2 separate regions of the Homo sapiens genome follow, and region 1 is linked to region 2. A link is a loop called in an ENCODE intact Hi-C map of the cell type or tissue named here. Cell type or tissue: GM12878. All regions are shown on one strand. Each heading gives the region's core, and the rest is flanking DNA. Links, peaks and the distances in the headings are about the cores only. Region 1 has its middle 43 kb from the start of EPB41L4A-AS1. Region 2 overlaps NREP-AS1 (NREP antisense RNA 1).

Region 1 (16,222 bases), core at 3,616-11,615, 110 kb after region 2:
ATCTAATTTTAAAGTATGTATTTTAAAATGTATTTGACTATCTTTATAGGAATAGTACAGTATAGAGAGTAGAGCTTCATAGGAAATCACAACTTACCAAGCTCGCTAACGAAGACCGGCCTCAGGAAGAGATACCTTGCTGATATGCACAGTTTTTTCTTCTTGAGGGCAACAGATCTTCCACATTGTGTTCCCCTTTTGCCCCAACATACTGTTTTGCACATAGTAGGCACTCAACAAATTTGTTTTCCATTGAATTTAACTCTTTCCTCAAAGTTGAGGTTTATACCCAAAGGTAAACTAACAGCAGTAGAAGTTGTTGCCCCTCTCAGATAACCTTTGTGGATAGATAAGCTCACCTCCCAGCTGCTGAAATTGCTCTAGCTAACAGCTTATACCTGTGACCATCTCTAGAGCATTGCCTCAGCTGGAGATGCCTGGAAAATCACATCACCATTATCACCATGCCACGCCCACCCCTGAGGATGGCCAATGATTGGCTAACACAGAATACAGAGCAGGTTCCTCTTGCCTGGAGACCGGACAGCTCCAGGTGGAACCACTTACACTCCAGAGCCCTCTGCAAATCAGGCCAAGGCTGGATGTTATCCAAGACCATATCATTGCTCAATGCCTCCCCTTTGCCAATTTTGCTGCCTTCACTCCCTTACAGATTTTTCCTGAGAAGCATTTCCTTGTTAACTCACATATACCCAAATCCCTGCCTCAGGTTCTTCTTTTAAGTAATATAATCTAAAACACACGTACTCTCTCCCCCACCCCAAATCTGCCAGTATGACTCATATCCTTGATAAGTTGAGCTTGGGTTTACTTCTGCTTAACTTTGTTTAATAAGTATTGACTATTGCCTGAGCTTCCCCAGGCAAAGACAAAGCGCTGGTTCCTAAAAAGGCAAAGTGTCCCAATCAGGCCTGAGATTAGTCAAGAGGTCATCTTTAAGTATGCTCCTGCAGTGTCAAGGCTACTTGAAAACATAGTTAACAATTCTGAACATAATTGATTGTAAGACTCAAGGGGCTAGATTCCAAGATAAAATTAGGATGGAAAAATTCACATTCAAATGATTTGCCATTAATTATTATCACATAAGATTGTACAGTTATTAGACCACTAAGAGTCTGATAACCTAGTTCTCAATAAATAACAGTATTTAATTGCGTTATTGTGCAAAAGTTCATAGCAAATGTATATGTCATATATTATAGTTACATAGAGAATCAAATTTGATATATGAATTAATACAAGATAGAACTTTCTCATATAAACATCTAAGAAACAGAAGAGTTGAGGTATAGTTTTTACCAACAACTAGAATGAGAAAGTAAATGATCATGTTCAACAGCAAACATTTCCAGCCCTCTCCCAGTGTCAATAATCAGGTGACTTTAAGCTGCATCTCTGTAATTCTCTAGATCTTCATGATCTCAAGGTGGCTGCAAAAGCTCCAAATATCATGTTTCCACCAGAATTGCAAAGACAAAAAGCACAAAGGGATAGCTGTCTCTCACTGGGAGAAGAAATCTTTCCCAAGCTCCCCTAGGAAATGTACCTGGGTCAGAACCCAGCCTCTTGACCACTCCAAGCCAGAGAATAAGCCCATTTACCCGAAGACCATTTTCTCTGTCTCAAAGCTGAACAAAATTGGAGATGGTGGAAGCAAAGTTCTGATCCAGGCAATAAATAATTCTGCTATATTCAACATTAAAAGCCAGGGAATCCCCTTCAGCAAATTTGTTTCTGAATCCCCTTCTCAAAGCTTTAAAGAGTGATTTCACCACACTAAAGGCTCTTTCCTCTTAGACAATAAGCAGTTGCACATGTATATACTGTTAGTTATAAGAGAGAGAAATATTCATTTCAATTCAAAGGTGTAAAGAGTGGTATACTGTAACTTTTCTGAAATAAATGGGGAAAAAAGACCTAAAAATAGACATTTTTGGTCTGCACATTTTACAATATTATGTAATTCTTCACATGCAACAAACACTCAATTCATGTTGTCCATTCAGAGGGGGCAATGTGTACAGACAGCCAAGGGCCAAACAGAGGTAGCTTCAATCTAGGCTCTTTTACTTACCAGCAATGTGACTGCTGTGTGCCTCAGTTTCACCATCTTTTGAGGGTGAAGATCATGTTTGAAAAAAAAAAGAGTACAGTTTCTGGGCCATGAACCATAGCAAGTACTCAACAAATGATAGCTATTATTAGTTCAGGAGTCTAAAAGCTGAAACTGACAGTCACCTAACCAAATATTATTCTTTTCCTCAACTACAGCAAGAAAGTAAAAATGACCAGGATCAGCTTCATCTCTTTCTAACCAAGTTTCCTCTGACCTAAAAGTGCCTAAGAAGTTATGATTTACTGATAAGAATTAACAGGTCTGAATGGTCCCTTCAGAGAAATTCCTTAAAACTTGCCTCCTAGATGACTCGTGATTCATTGGACTTAGTTTCTATTTTTCACATGAGTTGTAGTAAGGAAATTCAAAAGTAGCTAAGCCAATTTCAGTCCATTTTCAATATCACTAATGGCTTTCACCTATCTATTTCTCTTTCTTGGCCTGAATGGTATAGTTTTATGTGAAAATCTCTTGTTTCTAAAGGAAAATAATTGCATACTTATAATACACATAAGTTCCATCTTGTAAGCCTCCAAGATAGCATCAATTACCTATGTATAGAAGGAAGCCCAGTATTCAAAATGCCTTCTCACATTTCAGAAACACTGTCCTCTGTGGTATGAGAAATACTTTTATCCATAAAATTTCTCTAGATGATATTTTTCTCTCCAAAGTTACATCAACCACATATTAAAGTGGATGGTTTTTCTAGCCATATTAATAGTTTTACAATATGGATTAAGTTTGTCTTTGCTATTCTAGTTCTTGTGCCAAGTAAACTATGTCACGAACTAACAATACTTGGGGCCTTTGGTAACTGAGGAATTATATAGGCCAATCCTTAGGTACTAACCCACAATTGTCTTGGATTTCTTTTGTATGGGTCTACTGGTGGAAGAAATTACAACTTTCCTCATATTAGATACTTTCTTTTTGGAACACCTATATTTGGTTTGCAGAAATAAAATACCATAAAATAGAAATAATGGTTTCCAGAAGCATTATAAAAGATATATTAAATAAGAAATTAAAATCTCTCTCTTACCAAAAAAAATAGATATAATTCATATAGTTGAAACAATTATTTGACTATAGGGAACAATACAGATAAATACATTGCATGCTATAATACCTAATAAAATTTATAATGTATGTCAGTTTTTTGCTTTAGAAAAAGCAATGACAAGATTTTAGTGTCACAGGAACAATGACACTTATTTCTTACTCCTTTGTCTGCAGGTGAGGAGGCTTCAGCTGAAGTCCAGGCATGGCCAGGCTTGACACAAAGCTGTGGGATGATTCCAAATCTGTTCTGGGTTCCAAATCTGTCTTTCCTCATTTTGGGCTCAACAGATTACCCAAGGCATTCTCTCATGGGGATGGCAGAGAGCATAAAAGCATGCTGAAATACCCAAACACATTTCAAATACTTGCTTGCGTCACGTCTGCTAACATCCCCTTGGCCAAGGCAAATCACAAGGTCAAGCAAGCCAAAAGTCAGAGCAGGCAAGTAAATTCTGCTCTCCATGAGACCTTGGCAAGGATGTGACTGTATACTACTCCTACAGAGGAATAAAGATTTGAGTCCCATGATTCAATAAACAATAAGAATGTAACCTAAAGTATCTCTGTCACATGTGCATAGGGAGACATATAGATGGATATGTATATAGCATTGTTTATAAATAAGCAAGGAATTATGTCTATCAGTGGGGAATGGGGAAATAAAAAATACTTCACTTATATAATAAAATTTACATGTTAGTTAATGCGATAACGTGGCAAATGTTTTTTAAAAAGCATTGTGGGTCAAATAAGGTACAAAATACTACATGTAATGTGATACCATTTATGTAATTTTAAAAGAACATACAAAGTAATATCATGCATTCTTTATGGATATACATATTTGTAATCCAGAATAAAAACATGATGGAAAAGAACATACTAATTTCAATGTAGTGAAGTGGAGGGAGAAGAGATGAGACTGAAGTTTTAGCAAAAACACAAATTTAATTTAAAAAGAAAGAGCCCAGGCCAGGCGTGGTGGCTCACACCTGTAATCCCAGCACTTTGGGAGGCTGAGGTGGGTGGATCATGAGGTCAGGAGTTCAAGACCAGCCTGGCCAAGATGGTGAAATCCTGTCTCTACTAAAAATACAAAAATTTGCTGGGCGCAGTGGCAGGCGCCTGTAATCCCAGATACTCGGAAGGCTGAGGCAGGAGAATCACTTGAACCCAGGCGTCAGAGGTTGCAGTTAGCCGCAATTGTGCCACTGCACTCCAGCCTGGGTGACAGACTGAGACTCCGTCTCAAAAAAAAAAAAAAAAAGAGCCCATAAAAATATGGCAAACTGTGACTATTTCTTAAATCTGAGTGTGTGGTGAGTAAATGGATGTCTGTTCTTTATATATTCAAAATATAACTAAGAATTATAAATATGTTTTGTTAAATAGCATAAAGACTAACCCAATTACCCATAATGCTTTTGGAAAACACTGTCTCACGAGAATTAAAGATTCATTGAGCTGAAACAATGAGACAGCCTGAAGACTACACAACACTCTCAGTAATTTGTCCATATATTATCAATTCTCACTCTCTGGGACTACTTCTCTCCTTATAGCACTTAGAGGTTTTATTCAAAACACTTCCATCATCTGTGAAAAAGCCTGATGTTTGATGACAACTTTAATTGTGGAGTTGACTACCCATGCTGAGCAATCTGAGTTTTTCTGGATTTTGTCATACATAAAACTCCCTGGGAATAATTTTAATACACAGAGACCGTAAGTAGCAAATAGAATAATACCCAACTTTGGCTATCTTCTTTGTTTTAAGGAGAGCTCTTGTTGGGTTGCAAATATAGGCTTGATTAAAATCTGAATGTGTCCACAAAAAAGAACTCTCTAACTGAAAATGTGTTAGCGAGATTTGTGGGTTCTGCCAAATCTCAGCTGAGGATAGAGAGCTACAAATATTGAACACCTAGTGTATATGTCAGGCATTTGTGTCACATGTATTTTCCCACATGATCTTTTTAACAATTATAAAGTATAGGAATTATGTCCTCCACTAATGGTCAAAAATGACAGGGCAGAGAATTAAGTCCAGATCTGTCTGACACCAAAATCTGTGTTCCTAAATCACATCACTCTGCCTAAGTTAGGGCACTTGGAGAAATCCCAGAGGGTCATCCCATCATCACAAGAGGCCTGCTGGAAAAAAACCTCTATCCATGATGTTTACATTATCTACACTTGAAAAACCCTAAGCAAAACAGTAAAATCAATGTATTTGGTCTCTGAATACTCCAGCCCCTTTTTTCTCGATTGATTTAGAAACCTGCCTTTTTCAGGCTTACATTGTTCTTAGGTCACCCCTTTCTTGACCAGATATCCAGCCCAGACTTACTTCTAATTCACTGACAGTATCCTTTCCTTTATTCTCATTCTCTACTGAAATTATCAAATCCTCCCAGCTGAGCCTCATAGAGGAAAACATTTTAAAGACTGATTCATACTAACAATTGATCAATGTGTACAGTCCCAGAAACAAGTGTAAAAAATGTTATTATATAGTGACTAAGAGTGAAAACTAGCTATAATTTCCATCAAAAGACCTAAAATAGTATTACAATTTAAAAGTACATATGGCAGTTCTATGTCATAAAATAAAATTCAGCCATATTGCAATTTTTAGAAAATGCTTACAATTATTTATGGATAACATTAATGAATTTGCAACTACTACATCTTAGAACAAATATAGCCAGCCAGACAACTCAATGTATTCCTTGCCCTGGGGATGTCAAACAAAGATATCAGAAGAGAACAATGGCCCCACAAGAGTGCAATCTCTCTAGATGATAAAATGTTATATAAGAAGAAGAATGGGTGAAACAAATATTATTCTTTCTATTTCCTTTGCAGGAACACATCACAGCCTGGGACTAATATATTCAACCATTTTTTTACTTTAAGCCTCAGAAGGCACCAGCAACAAGTCTTTTTATCCCATAGAAGAAATTAATATTTTCCTTTCTATATAAGCTTATACCAACTACCTAAATAACACAACATACTAGAGAAGCCCTGAATAATACCATAGATTTCAAGAGCCTTCCAAGGCAAATGACCCCCTTCTGCTCAGAAAACCAAACCAAACCCTCTGAGCACTTCATGGGCACTATGCTCATGCAACAAGTATTTACTAAGCACCTACTATGTGCCAGATGCTATGCCGTGTCCTCAGGATACAGTTGATGTTAGGTAGCATCTCAGCCCCCAATGTCCTCTGCCTCTTATTATTTACCCTGTAATCCCCTCTCCTTGAGTGTGGGCTAGACCTAGTGACTCTTCCAATAAACAAAATGGCAAAAGTGGTGGGATGTCACTTCCAAGATTAAATTATGAAAATACTGTGGCTTCTGTTTTGGAGGCCCTCTCACCCTGGAGAAAGCCTACTACCATACAGGGAGGCATCCCTGGCCCATGTGAATTAGCTTGAAAGCAGATCATCTAAGCCTGCAGGCATGAGCTCAAGAGCAAATCTTTCCTCCTAACTTGACTACAACCTCAGGAGAGGTCTTGTGCCAGATGAACCCAGCTAAGCCACATCCAGGTTCCTGACCCGCAGAAACTGGGAGATAATAAATCTTTGCTGTTTTAAGCTGCTAAATTTGGGGATAGTTAGACAACTATAGAAAACTAATACACAACGGTTTATAAGACAAGGTCCTTGCCTAAGTGGAGCTTACAATTGAGTAGGTACTGATGGATGATAAACATAAACATAGATAATATCATTTTATATACTTTTAAATATTATGGAGAAAGTAAAACAGGGTAATGGGAAGAAGAGTGACTACATAAGTGTATGGAAAAGGGAGACCCATCTGCAGAGACCTGAGTGAAATGGACCTGAGCATTCAAGACAAAGGACATACGGGATTGCAATAAATTAAATGAAAAACTAGGTATGAGAATTCACCCAAATTCTGTTAAGCTAGACATTGAAGAAATTGACAAAAATGTAAGGCAATACTATTATTTTCAATACCTTTTTTTTTGAAAATTATAGTTTTTTATTAAATATGTATATTACTGTTATTTTTAAGTGAATTAACAAATATTTTTAAATGTTGCTTTAATTTTTAATATAATTATCAATAGATATAACTCATGTAACAAAGTATTTTGGAGAACCTCAACAATGTTTAAGAATACAAAGGGGTCCTGAAACCAAAATGAATGAGTACTGCTGGTATAGAGTATTGTGGAGCATGGCTTGGAATGTGACTCTTGTTCTAAGTTGAATGGGATAAAATTCCATTGAAATGTTTCTAATCAGAATGCTGGGATCTGACTTACATATTTAAAAGGTTATTTGGTATTCTGTAAGAAGAATGGACTGAGAGGAAGAGAAATGAGAAAATCTGTCAGCACTTGGCAAATAATAACCCACAGAGGTTTTCACAGGGACCTGAAAAGGAACAGTTCTGAAACTGACAGTTGAATTTTTCACATTAGAAAAACATCCCATGTGAAACCACCCATATCTCTATTATGCAACTGAAGGCTTGCTATTATCATATTAATTTAAAAGTATAGGGTGAAACAAATCCTGATGATACAGGATGCCATTTCTTTTCACTTGTTTTTCAGACCCTGGTAAATGTATCCCAAGCCTTCATGTTATATTCTGTGGACCTTCCCTGGGTACACTACATAATTTCTAAGCAAAATAGCAAAATTATACTTTGGTGACATTATCTGCAAGATGAAACAGCCAGAAAACAGGGCTACCTGCTGGCTGCATTAGGCCTTGCTTTTGCCATTATGAAATTCATGCTTCTATAAATTGGCAGTAATGGAATTTCACCTGCCTTTTAAATAGCACTTTTCGAGATGAATACAATGTTATCTCTAACACTGATATGCCACAAAAGTAGAAAACAAACAAATCAAACCAAAAAGTGTCTAATTTTATTATATCATTTGGTGAAATGTGGTGGGGGTTTTTCCTGCCAAATATCAACCTACAGAAACAACAGGATCTACTCTGACATTCTATAACATTAAAATCTCAATAAAACTGAATTACTATAGATGTTTTAAATATATTTACTAAACTTTTCTGCCAATTCTAAGAAAAACCCAATGCTGTCACCAGCTAAGAAGTTTTAGCTTCATTTTTCCCCCCATAATTAGTGTTTCAAGAAACATAGTTAAAATGCCAGGAAAAACAGAAATTATATGTTTTTTTAAATTATATGAATTTCTGACTTTGTTCATAATCCTCTTCATGAACTAACCAAACACAGAGGTAAATGCCTACCCAATGTATCCTAAATACAATCCCACATATCACATCATTCTCATTGCACTCAGTAATTTCCTTTACTTACCTCTAGAAATGTCAAGGAAAAAAAAAAGAAAAAACTTCCAATAATTTTTTTTTCTGAGTAGAAAAGAAACTGGATGGCATTAAAGAATAAAACATAATGGCACAAAAAGAAGTGAAAATCTGCTATGGATTTGGTATAGTGTGGCTAATTTGGGCTACAGAGTACTATTTTAACCTAAATTGCTCATCATGGCTTTCAACATAGAAAAGCAGAAGAAATATCAGATTATTACATTCTCTTTGGGCCAGCTTCAAGCTGACAGTTTTAATATTGCTATTGACCGGTGGCAGAACAGAAACTATTTTCTTGGCTTTGTGATTATGAAATCAAATGTGGAGTAAATGCAAACAAACCTGATATTAAAAGGAACAGCTTTTCTGAAATGAAAGTGTGATATTTTTTAAGCACTCCTTGCAACCTAATGGAATTTACCAGAATGAATTTTAAATACTATGTTTGAAATAGAACTTGATTTGCAAAAATTCATTTCATGCAATTTTCAAAACTGTATTTAAAGTAAAGCACACAAAACTTATTAAATTATTTGCACAATAGGTAGAAAAAGGAAACCCTGGCACTCGGTTTAATTTCCTTCTACTTCTCTCCATCTTCCATCCTTTGCTCTTGCCCTGATTGATAAACTCTCAAGACCTCACTGTTCCTGCTTGGTAGGGTAGCAATGGCCATACAAAGCAGGAAGGTTTAAACAGAAGTAGCACTGAGTGTGCTATGGCCAAGCTTACACGGGGCAGCTGCCAGCATGATGTGATTTTGAACATTCCAAAAGGCCTCCATGCCCCCCAAATTTTTCCCACTAGCTTCTACTTCAGAGCCAGAAACTTCCATAGCTTACACCCTTTGACCCAAGGAAGTGGAGACTCTTGCCTAAACACCAATATTACCTAGAAGATAATAGCATAGCAAGGATTAAGTGAAAGGTAAAAGAATGACCTTCTAAGAGTTGTGAGCCAGCACAATAGTGAGAGACCGCAAAATCCAGACTAACTAAAGTGGAAATTTCATGCACAATAAACTTGTGTGGGTGAAATGAGAAAGTACAGTGTCACTAAACTGGGACCTTTGTGCATAAGTAACATGGTGAGTAATGGGTGTTCACTGACAGGACAAAACGAATCTTCCTACTGGAGCAGAAATCCAAAGTCTTGAGATAAAAGCAAGTAAGGAGATACAGGAAAAGCATGTGCCAAGGAAGGAAATCAGATATAAGTCAGAGGAGTTTTTCTCTGGGGCATCTTTTTGCTTGTTTGTTTGTTGTTGTTTTTTAAAAGGGGTCTCACTTTGTCAGTCAAGCTGGGTGCCATGGCACGATCATAGCTCACTGCAGCCTGACCCTCCTGGGCTCAAGCCATTCTTCCACTCAGCCTCCTGAGTAGCTAGAACTATAGGCATACACCACCACACCTAACTAAATTTATAACTTTTTTTTAGAGACGGAGATCTCGCTATGTTGCCCAGGCTGGTCTCAAACTCCTGGGCTCAAGTGATCCTCCCTCCTCAGCCTCCCAAAGTGCTGGAATTATAGGCAGGAGCTGCTACGTCCTGCCTTCTCTGGGTCCTCATAAAGGTATCATGTAACCTTCCAGCAGTTGATGAAAAAGGATATGATAAGCTTTGTACTCAAATATACATTTGATATTATGGCATGGAAGTGAAGTGGAATTGTTCAGTAGGTTGGCACTAACAGTCTGTAACTTAGAAAAAACAGGACTAATGGTTTTAGATAAAAGAATTTTCCATAATGAGTTGATGGAGGAGGGTGAAGAAGTGACATTGCCAGCAAAATATATTAAAGAAAGTAGGACAGGAGCTATAGCTATGGGAACCCAGAGTAAGCACTGAGTGAGGAAAGAAGCAAGAGAAGGATTTGGGGATGAAAAAGTGGAGCAAGAAGGGTGTAGATAAATAAAGGAGGGTAAGAATTCCAAGAAAAAAAAGTGTAAACAACAGTGCCAACTGCCAAACAGAAGCAGTCAGGGTAAGAACTATTCAAATGAGCCTGGGTGGAGCAGGGAGGAGGACACCAATGACCTTCACTGAATAGGCTGAGTGGAATGGTAACGACAGACTGTGCTAGGAGAAACTAGAGGCACTAAGCATAAACCACTCAGTGGCCATTAAAGGAAATACAGAAGCAAAGGATAGCTCAAGGGAGGAACAGCGTTAATCAAAGATTTTGCTCAAGGTAGAGGAGACCTAAAAGAAGAAGTAGATCTTATCTCTTCCTTCTGGCTCTGAAGATGGTAAAAGCGAGTTAACTAGACAAGAATTATTTTGACCACAAATCTCTCCAGAAAAGGAACTGGGAAAAGATTAACTCCCCCTCTAAAGTAACAGATGTTGGCTTCTCCTCCAGATACATTTGTTAAGGAATGTAGGATGTTCCTCCAAATACTCCCCACTCTATTCTACACCACCCTACTCCCATCCCTGGGACATTATTTTCTTTGTACCAGTTCCCCTCCCACTGGGTCCCAGTTCACCCATTTCTCACACCAGGCCTGGTGGTGAGACTCATTCACTTCCCTTGTTTTCAGCTGAACTATCTACTTTCCTCTAGACCAGGGTTTCTCAACTTCCACACCGTTGTCATTTTGAACCCAGTAATCTTTTGTTGGGTAGGTAGGAGGTGTAGTCCAGTGCAGTGTAGCTTAGTAGCATCCCTGGCCTCTCCCCACCAGATGTCAGTAGCATGTCCTCCCACAGTCAAGATAATAAAAAATGCCTCTAAACATTACAGAATGTTCCTTTATGGGGAAAATCCCCCACACCCACATTGAGAATCACTGTTATAGACACTTCTCTCCCCCGATTCTCCCTATAGACTGAGATAGACACCCTGCTGCACCCCACTTCTCCCATACTACCTGTCCCTGAAACAAGCAAATGATGCTTTTCATTTTCTTTCCGACAATTTTCACTACTGATAACTGACAAAGCTTAACAAATATCATCCTAACAAAATTCCAGTTTCAAGAATGCTCACAGAGTTACCATGCTCCTTAGATTCCAGGGAAATGTGAAGTAAGCAAGGGCTGTAGTTTCCATGCCCACTTCCTGGACTCCCTTCTTAGCCAGCATGTGGGATGTGGCTGCACCCTAGTTGATGGTGAGACTGAGTGCTGGACCTGCCTCCTGGTTCACACTCATGTGGACACACAGTCAAGTTGTTAAGTCCATTAGATCTGGTAGGTTTGGCAGGACAGCTCTCAGCACGTTGGACTGGCCCTGTGCTGATCCCTCCTTTCTCACTTCTATTTCTCAAGAATAGCGATAGGGTGTGCTGAGAATGTAACATCCTGAAATAGGGAGATACTGGCCAGCACATCCTGGGCTCTGTTCCAGTCCCCCAGAAACAGGATGCCCTTCAGTGCTTTAGCCCAGTGAGTCTAGCAACCCTGGGGTATAAAACCTAGTGAGGGCTGCTTTCCTGGGTCCCTTAGCTGCAGTGCAAATAGGGCACATGAAGCAGACTCCATCTTCCACAGGAAGCTTTCCTAAGCCTTGGGGGACTGACTGACTTGCAATGAATTCTACACTTCTGTTGTCCCTTCCTACCTATCTGTAAGTAATAAACTTGCTTCATGTGGTGTGTTGTGTGTGTGTCTCGTCTCACCAGACTCAGACAAGTTGATATCTAGTTCACAGTGAACCTGCTTTGCAGGTTTGCTTATTTCATTGCCAGGTATTCATAGTACTGTCACCACTTTTTGTCAAAAATCACCGTGTAGTTTTTCTGCAGTTTTTACTTATTCTGCTATCTCCACCCTCAACATCTACTACTCATATATTCACCCTGCCCAAGTTTTAGTTCATTCTTAACTGACTTTGCATCATACTTAGAGACTTTTATGATTCCAGTCCTGGAATGTTAATCCTTCCTGGGATGCTGGGATGAGAAATAGCATCTCCCATTTGACTCCAAGGCTCCCAACTTAGCTCTCAAGCTGACCTCATCCATCTTGTTCCCCTGACGGTCTTTACAGCTCTGACTGTGTGATTCATCCCTTTCCCCAGTCCTATTTTTGCCTGCACTTTCATTTGCCTTAAACATCTTTTTACTTGAATGTCAAGACAAGTTTCACGTATTAGACCTTATATAAATTCTTCTTTACAGTCCAAGCAACATCGTGAGTCCTTAGCTCATTTGAACAGAAGATATGATAAATATACCCTAAATTGTCAATACATTTCTGACGGATTACAGTAGCTTTGCCTACTTTTCAAAGCCTCTTTGAATCATTACTTGTGTCCTTTTCCACATCTCTCTAAGGAAGTGGGTTTTTTTAATTAGGTCGTTTTACATATAGAGCAATACTAATTGATACAGTTGACTGGAGATACAACCCTGACCTCGTGACCAGCAAGGACATTAAAATCTCTTGCTTCTAAATTGGATTTCTTTGTGGAAACATATTTGCGTATCTCTTTGGAATCCCCTCTTTGCATGTTAATTGGTTGAAATACAAAATGATATTGATTGGTCCTATAAAAAGAAAGAATATGGCTTGTCTTCCTTATCTTTTTATCATCTTGAAGATGGTTAACATTTATCAAAAATAGTCTATGCTTAGCAGTATGCTACAATTGGCTCCTAGGCAACATGGCTGTGTTCTTGCTTTCAGCCCTCTGCCCTCACATGAGTACTAAGAAAAATAAGTGCTTATTTTTCTGACCACTTTTTGACTAATCTATTCAGTCCATGCTCCAAAATATAAGTGGACACTTCTCCTGAGGCTTTCGTTAAAAAACCCTTTCCAAATCCTACCAATTCTCCTCTCAAATTGTGTAGCCTAACATAACCACTAACTCTAGCAAACCTTAATTTGCTTAAAAATAAAAAAAGAAAAGAAAGTCCCCAAAATGTCAATACAAGAGCCCAGGATATTCACCACTTGACCAATGACTGACAGTAAACACACACACAATGAGCCCAGTCCTTCCGCTGAACCAAGACTCTTGAGAATCTGAAGAACATACACATTGAATTGATCTACTCATGTCACAGACGAAACTGACAGGAGAGAACATTTATATCATTCTCCTCTCTAACCTACAAGATAAAGACTTGTCATGTGTCACTATAATTGTTTCCCCATTATTAAAATGTCCATTGCAGAAAACTCAATAAATAACAGAAACTATAAGCCTTGGACTACATCCAAACTTTGTATTTAACTGACTTAGGAAGGTTGACTAAAATTCCGCTTGGTGTTGTAACTTAAAAGCAAGTGAGATGACAGCTCTAAGAATACATATACATTCACTTTTTGGAGTCCCCCCAGATTATTTCTACAATTTGGAAGAATTGTAGAAATGATGAAATGTACAACAAAAATCACAGAGGTGAGAATTAGTCCCCGTGGGTGTGCTGCGATTGAATATAAGAGAGAAAGTGATAAATTTGGAAAAGAGAAGAGGAAGCATGTCTCTTTAGGCCACAGAAAATAACATACAAACTAGGGAAGAGCGTAGGAAGCGTTTTTCTCCTACTTCTTGCCTCCCACAGGAAATCACTAATACTTTCTGAGAAAAGGGATAAGCTGTCCAGTTTCTACTTATTAATGAAACAGCAATTTCTAGACTTAAGCATATTAGTGAGCACTGTTCTTTATAATAGCTCCAGAAATTTCTGCTTAGGAACAACGACAACAAAAAAACACCACCACCTGAGAGTAATCCCCATTGTTTCTAGGGTAGACTCACCCTAATTTAAGTGTGACTCAAAAGTGTGACTCTAAAGAACTGCAAGCAGATTAATGTAAGAAACTCCTGCTAAAACCCTGCTAAAAACACTCCAATATAATGTAATCCTCCTTATCCATGACTAATTGAAGCAAAATGGGCAGCACACAGAAATGTGTGCTTTCAAAAGGAGCATGTTAAGCTTGAATGTGACATACAAGCCTTTTCGAGAACCTTTACTAGACACAGTTGAGTGGAGGTATTGGTTCCCCCATTTCCCTTCATTTGCCCTCTTCTGAATGTGACCACTGTGTAGGAAGAAGGTCTAGCCCCTAACAGATCTTGGTCTGGCGTCCTTAATCCAGAGCAGCACTTTAAGGGGCCAGGTCAATTATCAGGGAGAAAAAGGCGAGGGCATCTTCCTTCCACTCTCTCCTCCCCCAAACTAAACCTTACTTTTGGGATTGTACCCAGAATTAACCTGGAAGCCCAATGATCACAGCAGACAGACCTAGATTTGATCTGACAATAATCCCCAGGATTGACCACCAAGCTAATTTCCATCTCTAGAATTTCACCACCCACCAGCCTTCTCCTAAGTCATTTTCACTAGATAATAATGAAAAACATTCAGATCTCTAGCACAATCGCATTTTCTGATTCAGAGGAGGAAACAATGTCACTAAAAGTCAGAAGGTATTTACAGAACTTCTAATCTCATCTGTCCCCTATTAACAGTAATACTTGATTCTTTATGTAGTTCTGTGTTTAATAATGCCTCCAGAGAAATAGGTTCTGATCCATTTGAAAATTTTGGAATTATTGTACAATCTTTTTTAATTATTTAGAGATCTTTTCCTACATTTGAAGGCTTCAAAACAGTAGAAAAATATGTTCCCATGAAACAGCATATATTCAATATACTACCATGCCGAAATTTTGGGAAGGGTGTCGGCTTGTATATGTGTTATAACCTGAATGAAAAACATGGCTACGTGATTTAAAATATCTAACTTTCATTACCACTTGGTGTGCAAGGAAGGCTCTGAAGGATCTGTTTTCCCACCTCTGTTTTCAGATCCCCACTCTCCACACATTTGCAAACTCAGATCGCATTGTTTTCTTCACATGGAGGAGGGGATATGTCCTCCCTGGTTAGCATTTTGACCATCAGAAGACTAGGATCACTACGTAACTGATTATCCATATGTTTCTTGCCTGATAATTAAGATTTATATTTTTGCATGAAATCTCAATAATCCAGAAATGCCATGTGACATTAAATATTTCTGTGCTCTTCTTTCCTACTTGTTATGAATTGTGTCCCCATCCCCTAAAATTTATATATTGAAATCCTAATCCCCAGTACCTCGGAATGTTACCATATTTGGAGATAGGGTCTTTTCGGGGATAATTAAGCTATAATAAGGTCATTAGATTGGGCGCTAATCCAATATGACTGGTGTTGTAAGAAGAGGAAATTTGGACACTGACAGAGAGGGAAGACAGTGTAAAGATACGAGGGAAAAACGGTCATCTACGAGCCAAGGCAAGAGGCCCGGAACAGATTGTTCCCTCGTGGCCCTCAGAAAGAATCAACCCTACAGGTACCTTATCTTGGACTTCTAACCTCCAGAACTGTGAGAAAATTAATTGCTGTTGTTTGATCTACTCAGTTTGTGACTTTATTACGGCAGCCCTCGCAAACTAATACACCCACCAAAGGAAGAAGAGTGCAGGAAGTTTCAAGATGCCAAAAACACAGATTGTAAAACAGTAGGAAATGGGGAAGTTCATTAAGATGACACGTGGGAGCCAACAGGTTACATAAGAGTACAACTGTTATGCACTCCCCATAAAGGAAAGGATTAATTTTAGGTCCTGCTGAACCATGTAAAAGGTGTAAATTAAAGAAAATTATCTCTCTGACCCTAGGCATAAAGGAAAAAAAAATAAGAGAACTTGTAAA
Region 2 (16,222 bases), core at 3,488-11,487:
AAAAGTAACACTAAATTAATGCTTCTCATCTGATTAGTGTTTGGAAATTACATTCCACTTTCACCTACATACTTTTTCTTTCCTAATACTTCAAAAAGGTAAAAAAGTTAGTTTCACACCACCTACCACTGCAGCGTTCAACTATAGGCATGGCATACCTTCTCTTCACGTCTCTCTGCAGAGAATCTGCCTTCTCTGTCTTTAAACATGCAAAGAGTAGTGGATTCAATCATCCATGGTGTGAAGAAAGTCTGCTAAGACTGCATGGATCCGACAAGATGGTGGATAGTTGACTTCCTGAGCATAACTAACCCTGCTGGTCAGAGCTTACGTCATGTACTGTATTGTAGACGCTGCACCTTTACTTCATATAACTTCTGATTATGCAATCGGTGTAAGATATTCCCTTAATGACACATTTGACAGGATTAAAGGGCACTCTGGGGGTTTCTCTACAAATAAGATAAATCTGTAAAATGTTATTGGCAAAATCTTTCTAATTAAATCCACATGAATGGGACAGCTGCAACTTTACTGCAAAACTCTTAGTGAACCCTTAGTTCTATTTGTGAAATTTAAGCCTTCAAACAATGATTGGGGAGTCAGAAATGAAAGATAACGGCTACCAATAGAGTTGGATTTGCAAAAATATTTTACATCTTTTTATAGTTTGTCATCTAAGACATGTTTAGTCTAAAAGCAGAAGCCATGAATATAATTTCTGTGGCCTGGGTGCTGGCCATATGAGACTCATATGGCCTCAGACAGAACACACTGAGTCAGCCTTGTGGTCTAGCGTGAGGAGCTCATATCCATGGAATGGAGCCCCACGTGCACCAAACAGCTAATGGAATTGAGTCATCAGTGTCTGTGGGCTAAGTCACTTGTTTCCAAACCAAGGAGCTCTTTAGAATACAGATTCCCAGACCACACCCTGGATCTAATACACCTACATCTCTGAGAGTAGGGCCCATGGATGTGTACTTTTCAAAGGCTTCACAGGTGATTAAGATAATCAGTCAAGTTTGAACCAGAGGACCAAATTAAAATTAATCTACGTGGGCATGAAGAGTGGGAGTAAGGTCTTCCATCTGCTCACAGACAAAAAAAAAAAGCCTCTAGAAGTCTGATTATTCACTTATTTCTCACCTACATGTTAGTGAGTTTGACTGATTAAATGATTTATTTTCTCTCTAAAAGCTCTAAAAATTTTCTTTTAATCTTGAGGTTGGAAATTTCAGTAGGATGTAGACACATAAGTGCACCCTTTTAATCTGAAGACTCAAATCTTCAGCTCAAGGGAAATTCCTCTGTTACCTCCTTTTCATCTTTTCCATTTACTATGTTCATGTTCTCTTTTCTGGAACTCCTGTTAAGTGTTTTTTAATTAATTATTTTCCTTGCATTAGATTTTTTTCTACTTTGCCAATCTATAACCACTGTTGTCTTCTCTAATTACTCATCTTCCTAAGAGCCTTATCTTTCTCCTCCTTCTCCTCTCCCTCCTTTTTCTTCTTTCCTTTTAATAGATAATCACCACTTGATTCTCTCTAAAGATCTGTAAAAAGTGTCTTTGGTTAAGTTTTCATCTGTTCCTTGAATTATTTATTTTATAACCTTGGATCAGTGGCTCTGTTAGTTCATCCTTGTCCTCCTATTGGTTTTCATCAATCCTCTGTGGTGATATAGGTCTGATGTTCCACCAGGTCTCAACTGTGAGTGAAAAGGCTACTTTTAGGTTCTATGTAAATATTTAAGGTGGGTCTACTGGACAGTGTCTGTTAAGTTTCCTGAGGCATGGACTGGCAGGTAGGCAAGGAGCTCATGCCCTCTCCTGACTGCCAGCCTAGGAAGGTGATGAGTTCAGCAGAGAAGCACTTCAAGGTTTAACCTCCTGACAGCAGAGTGCTCCTTTTTTTTTCCTGGCTTCATGCCCGTGGGCATCTCAAGTCAGTCCACAATCTGATCTTCTTCTTGCTCAGACCCGAAAGAGATTAATTTTGATAATACTTTTCAGACTTAGCCTGACATTGAGTTCTATTTGTGCTTGCCATTTAGTATAGTGGCGTAAATGATAGGACAGAACAGTTGTACTGTTCAGATTTTAGCTCCTGTTTAATTACTGTGATGGCTGTCACTTGATCTCCTTCTCTACATTAGGTCACTCTCAGCTTGGGGATTCTCAGGATTGTGTCCTTTCTAACTTGCAAAAATTCTCACAATTTTCTACCGGCTGATGACATTCTTTCTCTCTTGCCAACACTATTCTGAATTTCTCTCTCTTTCTCTCTCTCTCTCTCTCTGTGTGTGTGTGTGTGTGTGTGTGTGTAATCTTTTTTAGGTCACATAAGGAATTTAGGGCAGGAGGAGAGCTAGATGTGTGTTCAGTTCAATCTCCTCCTACAATACCCTCTCTTAGATTACTCCCATATTAAACCACTGACACATTTAACCACAAAAATACAATAACACAAACATTAAACCACATCATTCCTATAAGAAACAAGTTTTTTAAAAGCCATAAAGCTCCTAAGCTAATGATATTTGTTTCTTCATGAAAGCATAAATAGATGAATTACTTTTTATTTGACCATTCTTTTTTATTTTCTTTGTCAGCAAAAGCAGTTTTATCTGACCAGATGCCTTTTTTTGTAGAGGAATATCACTAGAATTGATCAATTAAACCATTTGGCTATATATAAAAGTTTCTATCATTTTCAAAATATTTTCAGAGTAACCTAAAGCAAATCTATCATTGTAACCTACTGTGTCATATAAATGTATAATACAAATGATGCTTACAGCAGATTGTAAAATATCTACATTAATCCTCAGTCCCTTTGATAGTTATAAACCATCTGCAGTTGCTAGTTACACAAAGAAACCATCTCATGCCAAAGCAGAACCACCAGCAAGGGTTACAAATTTATCTTAATCTGTATGCATACTTGCCTTGGAGATTGAATTTTGAAATCATATTATTTGCTATTTGTAAATGTCATTTAGTCACTATCTCCCAAACACCCAGAGTGAAGAGTAAGGAATCACTCATAAGTCACAAACTAATTCTATGTGTTCACTGCGACATTAATCTTAAATATACATATAATCCAATTGGAATGTAAGTTCAAAACTAAGGGCTTCAGAGTATCCTTACCCTATTTCCAATTTACCTGCCAAGGGCAAACTGGGCATGACACTTGACCTGTGACACAAATTTGCCTATCTTGCACTCATACATTCAGTTTGGTCTTGAGGTAATGAGACAGTATTCTACATAGATAAAAGTATGAAAGGAGAAAAATAAATTTTTATAGCGAAGAGTAAGTTGTCCAGATGCCTAAAACAACAAACTATATAATTAACCTGTGGGCCACAGGCCATGAAAGCAAGTTAAATGCATATCTAAAAATCAGGAGATGGGAATACAGCTGTTAATAATGCCAAAAAGTATGATTAGTCTTTTCTTTGTTAATTTATAGACATTTTAAAAATCAGTTATATATTAGGTCCCTTGAAATTATGAATTAATAACAAACCATCATTAAAGTAGAAAAAAATCATGAAGAAATCCAGGCATATGCGGGTGGAAGATCCTACAGTATACATGCAATGTAGGCCCCTGACAGAGAGCCAGCAATTGGATAATGTTAAAATGATACATAGGCCATAAGCAAAACAATACATTTTATATATATTAAATATATAAATACATATATTATATATTTATATATAATTTTTAAAAATATATAGCATATATATTTGATATATACTATATAGTCTATATAATATATATTTAATATTTATATTATATACATTTTTAAAAAAATTTAAAATATTTTCCAGTGAAGACACAAAACTCATGTCATGTTGAGTTCAGGGAGAGAAACAAATAATAACCTTTTATTTAGTGTGTAGAGATTATTTTTCAAATCTGAAGTGGTATGAGGATTTCAAGCAGGGAAATCTGAGGAATAAAGCATCCATGCAGTATAAATTTGCTAGGACCTCCACAAAAAAGAAACACTGGGTGACTTAAACAACAGGCATTTATTTTCTCACATTTCCAAAGGCTAGAAGTCCAAGGCCAAGATGTAAACAGCATTGCTTTCTTCTGAAGGGCTGTGAGGGGAGTGTCTGTTGCAGGCACCTCTGCTGGGCTCCTAGGTGGCTGTCTTCTTCCTGTGCCTTCACATCATCTTCTCTCTGTGTCAGTGTCCAAATTTCCTCTTCTTATAAGGACATCAGTCATGTTGGATTAGACTGGCCCTAATGACCTCATTTTAACTTAGTTGTCTTTGTAAATACCCTGTCTCGAAATATGGTCACATTCTGAGGTACTGGGAGTTCGGACTTCAACATATGGATTTTTGAGGGAACATAATTCAGCCCATATATACATGCTATGTATTTTTGCTAAGATGTTTTTTGGAGTCTTTGTTTTAGTTTGTTTAAAGAGCTACAGTGAATGGAGGAGTAAAGCCTTTCCACTTAATTCAGAATATGTAAGTTCACCAGAACCCACATAACTGAATTAAATGTCAAGCAAGAGCCCAAAGTAGATGAAGGAAGAAATTCTACATATTCTTTACTAGAAAAGAAGCAGTGACAATTTGAAGGAGACACCTTGATCCATACATTTGGCCCTTACTACCTCATAGTAACAATAATACTATCCAAAGATAGAGATTCATCAACAAATTAGAGAAACACTTTTAATTGCAAAGTGAACAGATAAATTTAGGATTCTTTATGTTAAAATCAGAGTCAATTACGTATGAAACTTCTTTACTGGAAAACACGATAAAGTATTGTGATTATAATGATATGGGATATCAAATCAATGATATTGTTTATTCTCAATTTTTCAGTTTTCTGATATCTATATAGGCTGATTTTCATTATTAGAATAAGTTCGTTAATTGAAGTATTTGGCTTTTTTTGTTTTTAGGTTTGTCTTTTTTATTAAGAGGATATGAGTAGGAATATGAAAAATGTGAGATTTCCTGGGCTTTTTTTTACCCTTAGTGAAAAACCAGGCAGACCTGCCTGAATACCAGTGAAGACTAGCCTATCACTTCCTGCTAACATATTCCATTTCAAAATTTTCACCATGAAACATGTATGCATTTAAAATAAGAAGCTAAAGCAAATCTATTTCAGCAAGGCTTTTGACTTTAGATTTATACTCTCCCCTCCAGACATCATCAGCTCCCTGGAAATGCCACCAATGAGTCTAGGTTGAAAGAAGTCAAAAGCATTGATGTTTCTTGGCAAACACATATTCCTCCCTTCTGACTTTCAATCATAGCTTCAAAACACCATGGGATGATGCTAGGTTCTGCTTCACTTACCTTGGGATGTGGCCTGTTTTAGCTCTTGTGCTGGTGACTCACCAAATACATCTCTTTTATTAATTCTTATATCTATTACTATCAGTCAACACTGAGGCTGAAACAGCTTTTCCAAATGTCAGAAATAAACAGTGTTTTCCTGTAAGCTTGGAGGGGAAAAAATAGATGAGAGCATTGGATATGTAAAACCCTACACTCTATATAATTGGCTTAGAAAACTGTGTTTTTAAATCTGTCTTTTGAAAGTTGGAGCCTATTCTAAAGTTTTAATTGTCCCTACTCAGATTTTGGGGCCAAGATTTGCTTGCCCTATTTTCAGTTTTCTGGTATCTACACAGAAGTTGATTTTCATTATTAAGACAAGATTACTGGTTAAGGTGTTTGTGGGTTTAGGGGTTTTGCCTATGTGTTTGTTCATTTGTTTATTTGGAAGTGTTCCATTTACCATTTACTGATTTTTCCTTAAAAGCCTTCTATCTCTGCTCCTCATAGTTCATAACTATAGTTACTGCGTCTTCTCTTTAAGTGGGAAGGGATAAAGGGACTTGGCCTCTCTAAACACAGAGGCAAAATGTAAACAAACTTAAAGCCTCCTTTTGGTAGAAATTCTACAGAAACCTTCACATGTGTTCAGAGACATATAAAACTATTCATTGAAGTATTGTTTGAAGTAGCAACAAACAGAGAAACTATAATGTCTGTTGATGGAAGAGAATAAATAAACCATGGGTTATCAAATCAATGGAATACTATGCGGCAGTTCAAGAAAATGAGGTGGATCCATGGGTATGTAAGAGACATTTACCAGACATTTAGCCTAGAGACCCATTTCTTGCTTGCAGAGATGGAATATGTGGAGGGTTTAACATGCGTAGCTTGCCCATGTTTGGAGAGATGGAATATGTGGAGGGTTTAACATGTGTAGCTTGCCCATCCCTTATATATGTCCCTATGTGAGCCCAGAAAAAACATTTTTTATAACAAGGCCCTTAGATATTTGATGGAGATACCAGCATTTAGAATATTTAGAAACAAGTATTTGAATAGTGCCTGACACATAGTAAGTGCTCAAAAAATGTTCTCTATTTATATTGTCCATCTACACAGGCACCTACAGCATTAAATGGAATAATTTTACACTGGGGAATGTGAAACACACCCTTTGTACTACTGCTTGCTGGCTTTGAGCTAACACTAATTCCTGGGGACTGGGAATAGCTCTATAGTCTACGAATCAGATTAAGGGCATAGGGGATTCAGGTTTAAAATGGAATGTTAGCATCCTCATCAGTGGGCCCCGCTGGAATCAATTATGTGGTTATCTGTAATAACACACTCAGGAGCTGAAGAACTGATACCCTGAATCACAGAGCCTCCCGCCAATATAGGCTTCCTAATTCAAAGAGTAAAGAATATGGAAATAAGTAATAAATGATATACTCTGAAACATCTCTCCCTACCACAATATTTAACCAAAAGCCAAACTGCAACTCTGAGGACTGACCAGTGTCATATCAACAATGAAGACTGGAAATGCCGGGGACACATTCCCAGACCTCCCAGTGGATGCCTAAAACTGCAAATAGTACTGCATCCTATATACTATGTTCTTTTCCTATACATACATACCTCTGATTAAGTTAAATTTATAAATTAGGAATAGTAAGATATTAACAACAATGACTAATAACAAAATAGGACAATTATAACAATATACTATAATAAAAGTTACGTGAATGTGGTCTCATTTTCTCCCCAACCACCACCCCCCCCATATCTTATTGTACTGTGTTTACCTGTTTTAGTGGGTAACTGAAACCATGGAAAGCAAAACCACAGATAAAGGGGGACTACTGTATATGCACGGTTACTTCTATTTCATTGTCTTTTGATTCTCTACTTGGTTGATGAAAGAGCTAGACAGATCCTGGAGAGTACAGGTGGTGAACATCAGCTGTGAAGTAAACCTTTGCATAGAAGCACTCCATTATCAAATAAAAGTAGATTTAGGAATGAGGTTTGAACAAGCCTGAAAATCCAAGTAAATCAAAAAGGGAGATTTCTTATGCTTATTCTGGTCTAATTGCAAAGCTGCTGTATTGCAAGAACTGGATCTTGGGAGCCATTTCCATCAGACTGTGACTACCCTGGCCTGTTCAGAAAAACCATCCCTCTCAAGAAATAGAGGCATCACATGTCCCTAGACTGGTACAATTAGACCTTTGGTTTTAAAGACCCTTTGTTCTGCATCCAAGATCACCAGGCAGCTTCTGATTCCTAAGTTGCTTGACTTTGAGGAAAGAACAGGCTAATGATACAGATTTTATCCCTGAAATCATTGTACTTTTCCCATGGTTTCTAGCCATGATGAAGTCTCTAACGGAGGTTTGTCTCCAGGGGAAAGACTGTGGTGATCATGCTCTTGCATGTACTCCCAGGCCACATAGTAGTTATATTTTCCTTTGTTAATAAATTGTCATTTTTATGTTGACCTCAGTCATGCAAGTATTTTGGTAAGCATGAGTCAGATTCTCAGGGCCTGATCACTCCTGAGAAATGCAAATCTTTAGGGCTTCAAAAGAACCATATGTAGCCAGTATCTTTCTTAGATGACATGGCATATAGGAACACATGTCCCTTTGGACTCTTTTGGGATGTTTTCACTTCCTTCCTCTTTCCTTTGTACATTCATTCTGTGCCTGATGTTCCCATTTTTATTTCTTCACCACTATTTCATAATAATTTGATTTCTAGTTATCCTTCTATTCCTAGGTCTTCACTAGAGATACCAGGAGAGTTTTCTGGGAACCCATGGTTTTGCTGACACTGCTATTGTTGTCATTAGAGATCATGGTCATATGATGAACCTAGGCCAGGACCCAGTTTTTCCTTCTCTATCCAACTGTGTCTAGGAACAATTGATACTTGATGTCTACCCAGCTAGAAAACTGGCTTCTTTATGGGTTCCTGGTATTCTGTTTCCTGAGAGATACATATGCTTATTGGTGGCTTTCCTGAGAACGCCCTGCATTTGCCTATTGCCCAAACCTGCTGCCAAAGCCAATACTCTTTATTTCCTGAATCTTACTCAAATACATTAAGCTGGATTCAATAAAGCAGTTTTCTGCTGACCTGTCAAAAAACCAACCCCAGAAATGATTAAACTTTTCTCAAGTCCTCTTCCAAACAAGTACTGGACTGCCCAGAGATTTATCTTGGCAAAACTTGGACACAGCAAACCTGGGGCATGCTGGGTAGAAATCCCATCATTAATCCTCAAAGAAGTGACTGAATTTACTTGGCATTCACCTTTGGCCTTTGGTCAAACATGTAAGAATTTTTTCTTAGTGACAAAACAGAACTAAAGGCACTCAGAAGAGAAATGGAGAAATGGAGAGAGAAAAGAGGGAAGGAGAATGGAAGCATAAATAAAAATGTTTCTTTTGGCTTATGGATCAGACTGATGTGTTATAGGCAAATCCCAAATGCAGACTGAAATTTATTTTATATTGTATTATTTTGTAACTGGCTTTCTAAGAGTAAATTCCCCCAGGGGAACTGTTACATCCTAAGATTTTACAATGGAAGAGCATAGAAGTTTTAAAAATTGTTTTAAAAATTATTATTTCTCCAATTCATGAGTTAGCATCTGAATCATAATAGAATAAACGACTCACTCCAAAAAGAAAGATGCATTAGCATTCCTACATAAGGTTAGTATTTTTTAACTATTTTAAAATCAAGTAGTTGTGTCACCTAAAATAAAAGGTTTAGATTGGTTGCATTTTGAAAAGTCACTTTTTTTCAAAGCCACAGGGCTCTTATACTAGGGCAGTTAGTAAACAATCACATTTTCTCATATATCTAGTTTAGTCTGCTTAGAAGATGTCCCATTTCAAATACATGCTTCAATTAACTAATCACTTTTATATGGGGCACCCTATAACATCATTGCACATACATCTGAACTTGTACTAATATACATGATATAAAATTAATTAACATATAAGATTTTATTTTTCAAACCTCGTTTACAGGAAAAATTTGTCCTGCATCAATAAAACTAGTAACTTAATACACACACACACACCCCACTATAGAAGTATAAAAACAATAATGATGGTAGAATTTACATCTTTAGAAGCCACTAGTTCATTTTACATATGAAGAAACTGACAGAGAGAATTATAAGTTAGATGACATCTGATTTCAAGATAGTAAAGACATTTTTGCCCACTTCTTTTAAAAATCACTCTCAAAAGACATGGGTAACAAAAACTTTAACTTCTGTGCAACTAGGAGATCTCTATAACCCTGAGCCAAATATATGATTGCAGAAAGCATATGGGGAAATGGTAAATGACTCATCAGGAAGATAAAACCTACTGGCATGACATCAATGAGAAGCAAGCCAATCTGATCCTCAGAACCCTGGAAATTCTCAGGAAATGGAGATGGCAGTCATTATTTAAGCCAGTTTGAAAGTCCATATAGGGAGCAGTGAAAACTTCAGGTCCCTGTCTCTACAGCTGGGCAACCATACCTCTCCCATCTCACCCAACTACTAACCCAGTGCCTGAATGGGACATCAAGCACAGAGGAGGCTGGGGCACAGTGCTTTACTGAAAACTGGAGATTCAATTTTATCTGCATAAAAAAAACAATAAAATCCCTAAGCCCCTCTGCCTGCCCAGAGTCAATATGCTAAAAGCCATCACTGCACCCCACAGGAAGGAAGTTGGAAAATCCTTTTTCTGAGGATCGTTCCAGAATAAAAATCAACAGAAACTCATATTTGGAGGGAAAAGACTGCTAGCCATCTTGATAATATCCATCAGTCTATATGTCCCATCCAAACACACTGATTCCAATCAGTATTTTACTGCTTCTCTTTGAAATATAAATAGATAGGCAAGGGTAATCAGACATTTGAGAAATGTGAAAAATGGAGATAAGATCTGCCTTGCTGGGCTTTGTAATAATTACATGAATTTATAAATTCACAGCATCTGGCAGAGTGAAGGTACCTGTAATGCATCCATGGAATTCTTATATAATATAGAATTAAAATTATATGTATTTTCCCCTCTGAAAATAAATTAATATTCTTCTTCACAATATGTCTTTAAGGATAGCATCGGAGCATTTAGCTGTTTGCTGCTGCCCTTGTTGCAGTTGTTTTTTAATAAAGAGGAAGGACTTGGCAGTTTCATGAGGGAAGCTTAAAGCAATAGATGCTATAAAACCTGGAACATTTATTATCTGTAATGCACATTCATGGGTAGTTACACATTTAGCAACACAAAGAAACTAAAAGTCTTTAAAGGCACATTCTTCTTTAGAGGTGTTTCCATTATAACCCCTCCTGTCTATCTGAAGCTTCTCAAAAGAGTCCCTGGGTCAATATAAATAGGTTGCAAACCAGATAATACCTTATTATATGAATTAACAGTATATTTGCTCTGTAATACTGAAAAAAGGAACTGTCTCATAATACAATTAGAGAAAACACAGTAAACCATATTTCTAAATAGACTATCTGATCACCAATGTTCTTTTCCCTATTACCAACTCCAGCAGTTTCTAACAGTTCTACGCCTCACACAGGGATCTTTGCTGTGGATACTTGTGAGGCTGCTCACTGGTTATTCCCTCTTCCTTGAATAACACGGCCCAGATGATACTTTTGCCAACTCTCAAACCAAGTGGTTCAGATACAATCAATTCCATCCCTAGGTCTAGGGGTGAACATTTGATCTTTAAGAGTCAATCAGAACATCATTTCCCTATCCGCAAGCACAACAATTCATTAAGCAAAGAGCGCATGACCACATCAGAGATGGTTCCAGACCTTTGGCTATAGACACTAAGTGAGAATTTCTTTCCTTTCTGTTGTGCTTGAATTTGGGAAGACACAAGTCTGCGCTGCTAGGGGACAGCCCAAGGAGAAAGCTCACCTGAGAAGGAAGCCAAATTCTGAAGGGATGTAGCACCAAGATAAAAAGGGTGATTTCATTCTCATTATATCTGTCAACTGGATCTGGCAGTGCTAAAAACAAGAAATACCCTAGACTTCAGAAACATGATCCAATGAGTTCCCTTTCTTGCTTAAGCTAGTTTAGATTAGGTTTTCTTTTCTTTTCTTTTTTTTTTTCTTTTGAGACACAGTCTTGCTCTGTCGCCCAGGCTGGAGTGCAATGGTGTGATCTCGGCTCACTGCAACCTCTGCCTCCGGGTTCAAGTGCTTCTCCTGCCTCAGCCTCCCAAGTAGCCCAGCTTTTTTTTTTTTTTTTTTTTTTTTTTTTTTTTAGTATTTTTACTAGAGACAGTGTCACCATGTTGGCCAGGCTGGTCTTAAACTCCTGACCTCAGGTGATCCGCCCACCTCGGCCTCCCAAAGTGCTGGGATTAGGGGTGTGAGCCACTGCGCCCAGCCCTAGATTGGGTTTTCTATCAAACTACAATAACTGCATCTAATACAACCATGAATTTTTACATAAGTATATTCAAAATAAAACTTTTTAGTATAGTTTCCTCATCAAGTAGGCTAAACCTTCCCCACATATCTCTCACATCTAAATATTTTTCACATCTAAATAGTCTTTCAGCATAAATACAAATCACATTAATAGAGCTGAAAAGTTCTTTATAATCTTTGATTCCCTAACATCAAGTATAATTAATGCAAAGTAAGAAGCGCTTAATGTTTATTGACTGATTTGAAAGTGACAGGCTGAATAAGCAAAAAAATCTCTCACCTTGTCTAACATCAAGCCATGCAGTATAGATTCTCTGTATAGATAATCATTAATCCTAATTTAATTATTTCCAGGAATGGATGGAAACTCTCAATCTCCTTCAATGGAAAGAAAAATATTCAATTAGCTTGTCTAATCCTAATACCAAGTATCTACAATATTCTTAGCACTTGGTTAGAGACTGAAAAAAAACAGTTAAAACTGACATGGCTCTTGCTACCTAGGAACTTATCAGCTAATATGGACAACATATGGGAACAGTTCTAATGGAAATACGGATACATGTATATAAATAAATATATACAAATAATATATAATAAATAACATAATATATAAATAATACATATAATATATATATGAACGTGTACTCGTGGAGCAAGGAACATTATTGTCATCTGCCCAAGCCTCCCAACCTGTAAAAGCATTCTTCAGATGTATCTGTGACAGATAAGTACCCTCTGCATTTGAATACTTGCAGGCACAGAGACCTCACCTCCTCTTAAGGCAGGCCAGAGCACTACTGACAGGGTCACACATCTAGGAATTTTGTCTATATATTAAAACGGTGATTCTGTCCTTTTTGGGCATGATGATACTCCACATAAACTATAGGTCCCTTTCCTTATAAGAGCTTTTCATGTCTGAGGACACAGATCTCACTTGCTTATGAGTATTCTCTTTAAGCTAAGCAAAATTATTTACATAATACTGAATCTCTTCACAATTTTCTAAATATATATTAATTTATTATACAATAATAATGGAAATCATTTATTAAGCAATTGTTCTATGCCATGTATTGTGCTAAGTTCTTTATATACATTACACTTTCTTAAATTCCTCATAACAACTGTTTATGGTACAACAGAAGATAATTTATCTGAGAGTTTAAATACTATAAGCATTCGAATCACTTATTTTTCGTTTTTTAAAAGAAGGCTTTTTATGATTAGACATGTTTAGTCACACCACATAATAGGAGAAGATCAGTTTGTTACAATATGCTGTGCTAAGAGATGGTGTGATCTCCAAGGCTGCAAATGACAGGCAGGTGACGACAAAATGGACAATGTGGTGCTGATTATAAAGAATCATTAGAAAATGATTCTAATGAGGCTCTTTGATGTTGTAAACTTTTTATGAATCCATGGAAATATTAGCATGCTTATATGCTTATGAATATGACACAGTAGAGAGGAAAAAACATGACTGTAAGGAATGCTGTAATTGCTGGGATGATATTCTTGTGAAAATGAGAGAAGTGGGATCCAGTATATAATGGTGGCTATGTGCTGGGTCAAAAGACAATTCATCTCTCTAAAAAATGAAGGAAGGCAAAGTATGTGGGTGCACAGGAAGTGTTGATGATGTGGAAATTCTCATCAGATTGCTTACATTACTTCAGTGAACAGGAAGAATGGTCGTCTCCTGAGAGCAAGAATGAGGAGGTGGTGATAGCATTTGGAGAGACAGGGAAAAGTCTAAAATGGCCATCTGAGTGAGTTGGTGAGAAAATGGATTAGGGATGTAGACAATGATTGCTGGCTGTGCTAGGAGCCCACTTCATGTGGGCGGTCATGAATTGAAAGTGCGGCAAGTCAGCATGGTGGTGGGCTTATCCCCAGCCATGTTTATCCATGATGTAAGTAAAGAATTGTATTTATCCAGAGTTATACATGTGTCAAAGACAAATCCAGAGAGGCACAAAACAGTGATTATAAGGATAAAGCATGAAATTAAGCTTGGTGAACAAGTGATGGAATAGCAAGGGGATAAGAGACAATAAAAGATGGTAGGATCAATGAAGGAGATATACTAATCTTTTTAATTGGACCCATTTTTTAAAGCACTTATTCTCTCAGAATCTTAATTTTGTTATTTGTCACGTTATGTATTTTTGTGTCATGTAAAAATAATGATAAATATAGCATTAATCCACTCATCCATTCACCTATTCAACAAAATTTTACTGATGGATACTAAGTGCCAGATGCTGTGGGATATAAAGTTAAATAAAACTTGACCTCAAGGACATTATAGTCTAGCAAAGAAAACAGGTAAATGAGGAACCACAGTACAGTGTGGTAAGCACCATGAAAAACTCTCTAGGAGTACAGAGCAAAGACCTCTAAATCAGACTTGAGGGTGACAGAAGACTTCCATTAAGAGGGGACACTGGAATGGGGTTTTGAAGATCAAATAGGACTTAGTCAACAAGAGAATGAAAAAGGGCTTTCCACGGTCCATCCAAAGTATGAATCAAAATGGTTACTAGGGTTGGGGTAAGACTAGAAGCTTGTGACATACCCCTAAAGACCACCTCCTAAATTATATAATTTTACTGAGTAGCTACAACTGTCCTACCAGACATCCCGTTTCACACCGATCTGTTTTTCTCCATCTTGTCCATGAAGCCATCTCAAGCAAGTACTTCAAATGCCTTGCCAGAATCAAAACGCCCTATCTAGTTTCTCAGACTTCCCAATCAGGGAACCTATTTAAAGGAGAAATTGGTTTGCCATTTGTTCCTAGAAAATTTAGACAGACCCTTATAATTCGTCACTGAATTTTATCCTAAGTGCTAACAAACCACTTGTTTAATAATCTGGTACAGGATTTTGCCACTAACTGACATCAGACTTATGAATCTGTAACTTGCATGTTTCTAAAGGATGAAATCAGGCTGGGGATCAATATCTCTTTCTGAAAATATTTGAAGGATATGACAGTGTTTGAGAATCACTTTTGTGCTAAGGGAATTGAGAGGGAGAAAGTATTGCCTAAGACAAAGGTTGAAGATAAATAGGGCAAGATAAATGGAAGAAGGAGTCAGTGCAGTGCCCTGGAGAAATGGAGTGATATTTAAGAGGTTTGCATTCAATTCACAGAGAGGAATAATCCAGGTCACCCAGGGTAAAGTCCTTAGAAATCAAAGACAATGTCTTGATTCTGACATCTGGTAAACGGCTCTCTCATAGCTTGAGATAAAAGCCAGACTTACTTGGGGAAACTTGGAAACCTTTTTTAAATAAAACAAAGGAAATTATTTTCTATGACATCACACCAACTCTGCCAACTCCCAGTTTGCAAATGCTTGTCACAATGTTTACAATTAAAAATTCAAATACACAAAGTCCTTGGTTCCACTGCAGTTTAGGAAGGCTGCCAAGAATCTGGGATAATTCCTTCAAGGGAAAAGAAAAAAACCAAACAAACATCAAATTGATGACAAAGAATTACAGCTCAACCCATATAATAGACAATAGAGGGTTAAAGAAATTTCATTAAATGGGTCAGCCCAGGGCCTATCTGATATCAAGGAACTAATTGCCTTTTTTCTCATAATTGTAAAAGTTTATTCCCAAGTTTTGTTTTAGTTGACTTCCTTAGTGCCTACATTAACTTTTCAATCTTAAAATCAAAATACAGACTTAATACTACTTTCATCAAGGTTAAAAGCAATGCCCAACCAAGGATGAGACATGGCCAAGAGAAAAACTACTTTTGATTATCTTCTGGTTAAATCTTATCTAAAAAAAATTTTTTTTAGGCAATGCTTGAGTAAAGTATCTCATGAACAGAAAACTGAATTCTCTGTTCAATTTTTGCTAAAGAAGCAGGAGGTAGAAACTAGAAATCCTAAAATTGCCAAATTTAAAACAGTCTTACTGATTAAATTTCTTCTCAACTTAATATTAAGAACAATTTATTATTATGCCAACAGCAGCTAGCCCTGAAAATAAATATGTTTTCTTTAGGGAAGGCAGCTAAGGCAACTAAAACAATATGCCAATTGTTTCAGGTTAGAAATATCATTGAAATATTATCTATTTCAACATAACAATCTTTTTTTAACCAGCATTATCTATGAAACAGCAACCCAATGTCAGGACTAATTATAGAGATGGATATTTTATTCTATAAATGGGTGTTGTTCCCTATATTGTGTTATATGCCCCGAACAGACAACCAGGCACAAAAGCAAATAATTTTGAAAAATGAGCAAAGGAATAGGTTATATTGCAATGAAATTAACTATATGCTAAATGAATCTGACATTTAATGATGATCATTGTTGTGGTACATAGCAATTATACCTAATTGCCAATT

What was found. A loop is a pair of places that touch in the nucleus more often than their neighbours do. Peaks named below come from ENCODE experiments on the same cell type or tissue, not always from the same donor. Only the 100,000 strongest peaks of a DNase experiment are listed, where the experiment ranks them.
Region 1: it touches region 2 in a loop (2.2-fold over the local background); 2 of 110 quality-filtered maps call a loop at or near these places.

The regions. Positions count from the first base shown.
Region 1 is chr5:112,108,955-112,125,176 of GRCh38, forward strand. No RefSeq gene overlaps it. Among named protein-coding and RNA genes, the nearest start is that of EPB41L4A-AS1, 43 kb to the right of the region's middle. In GM12878, for the core only: no CTCF peak of the experiment used is centred there; DNase peaks (open chromatin) are centred at 7,627, 10,770 and 11,077; H3K4me3 peaks cover 311 bases; H3K27ac peaks cover 974 bases.
Region 2 is chr5:111,997,166-112,013,387 of GRCh38, forward strand. All of the region lies in intron 3 of NREP-AS1 (NREP antisense RNA 1), which reads left to right. Among named protein-coding and RNA genes, the nearest start is that of NREP-AS1, 93 kb to the left of the region's middle. RefSeq lists an enhancer at 337-1,536. In GM12878, for the core only: no CTCF peak of the experiment used is centred there; a DNase peak (open chromatin) is centred at 7,906; H3K27ac peaks cover 201 bases.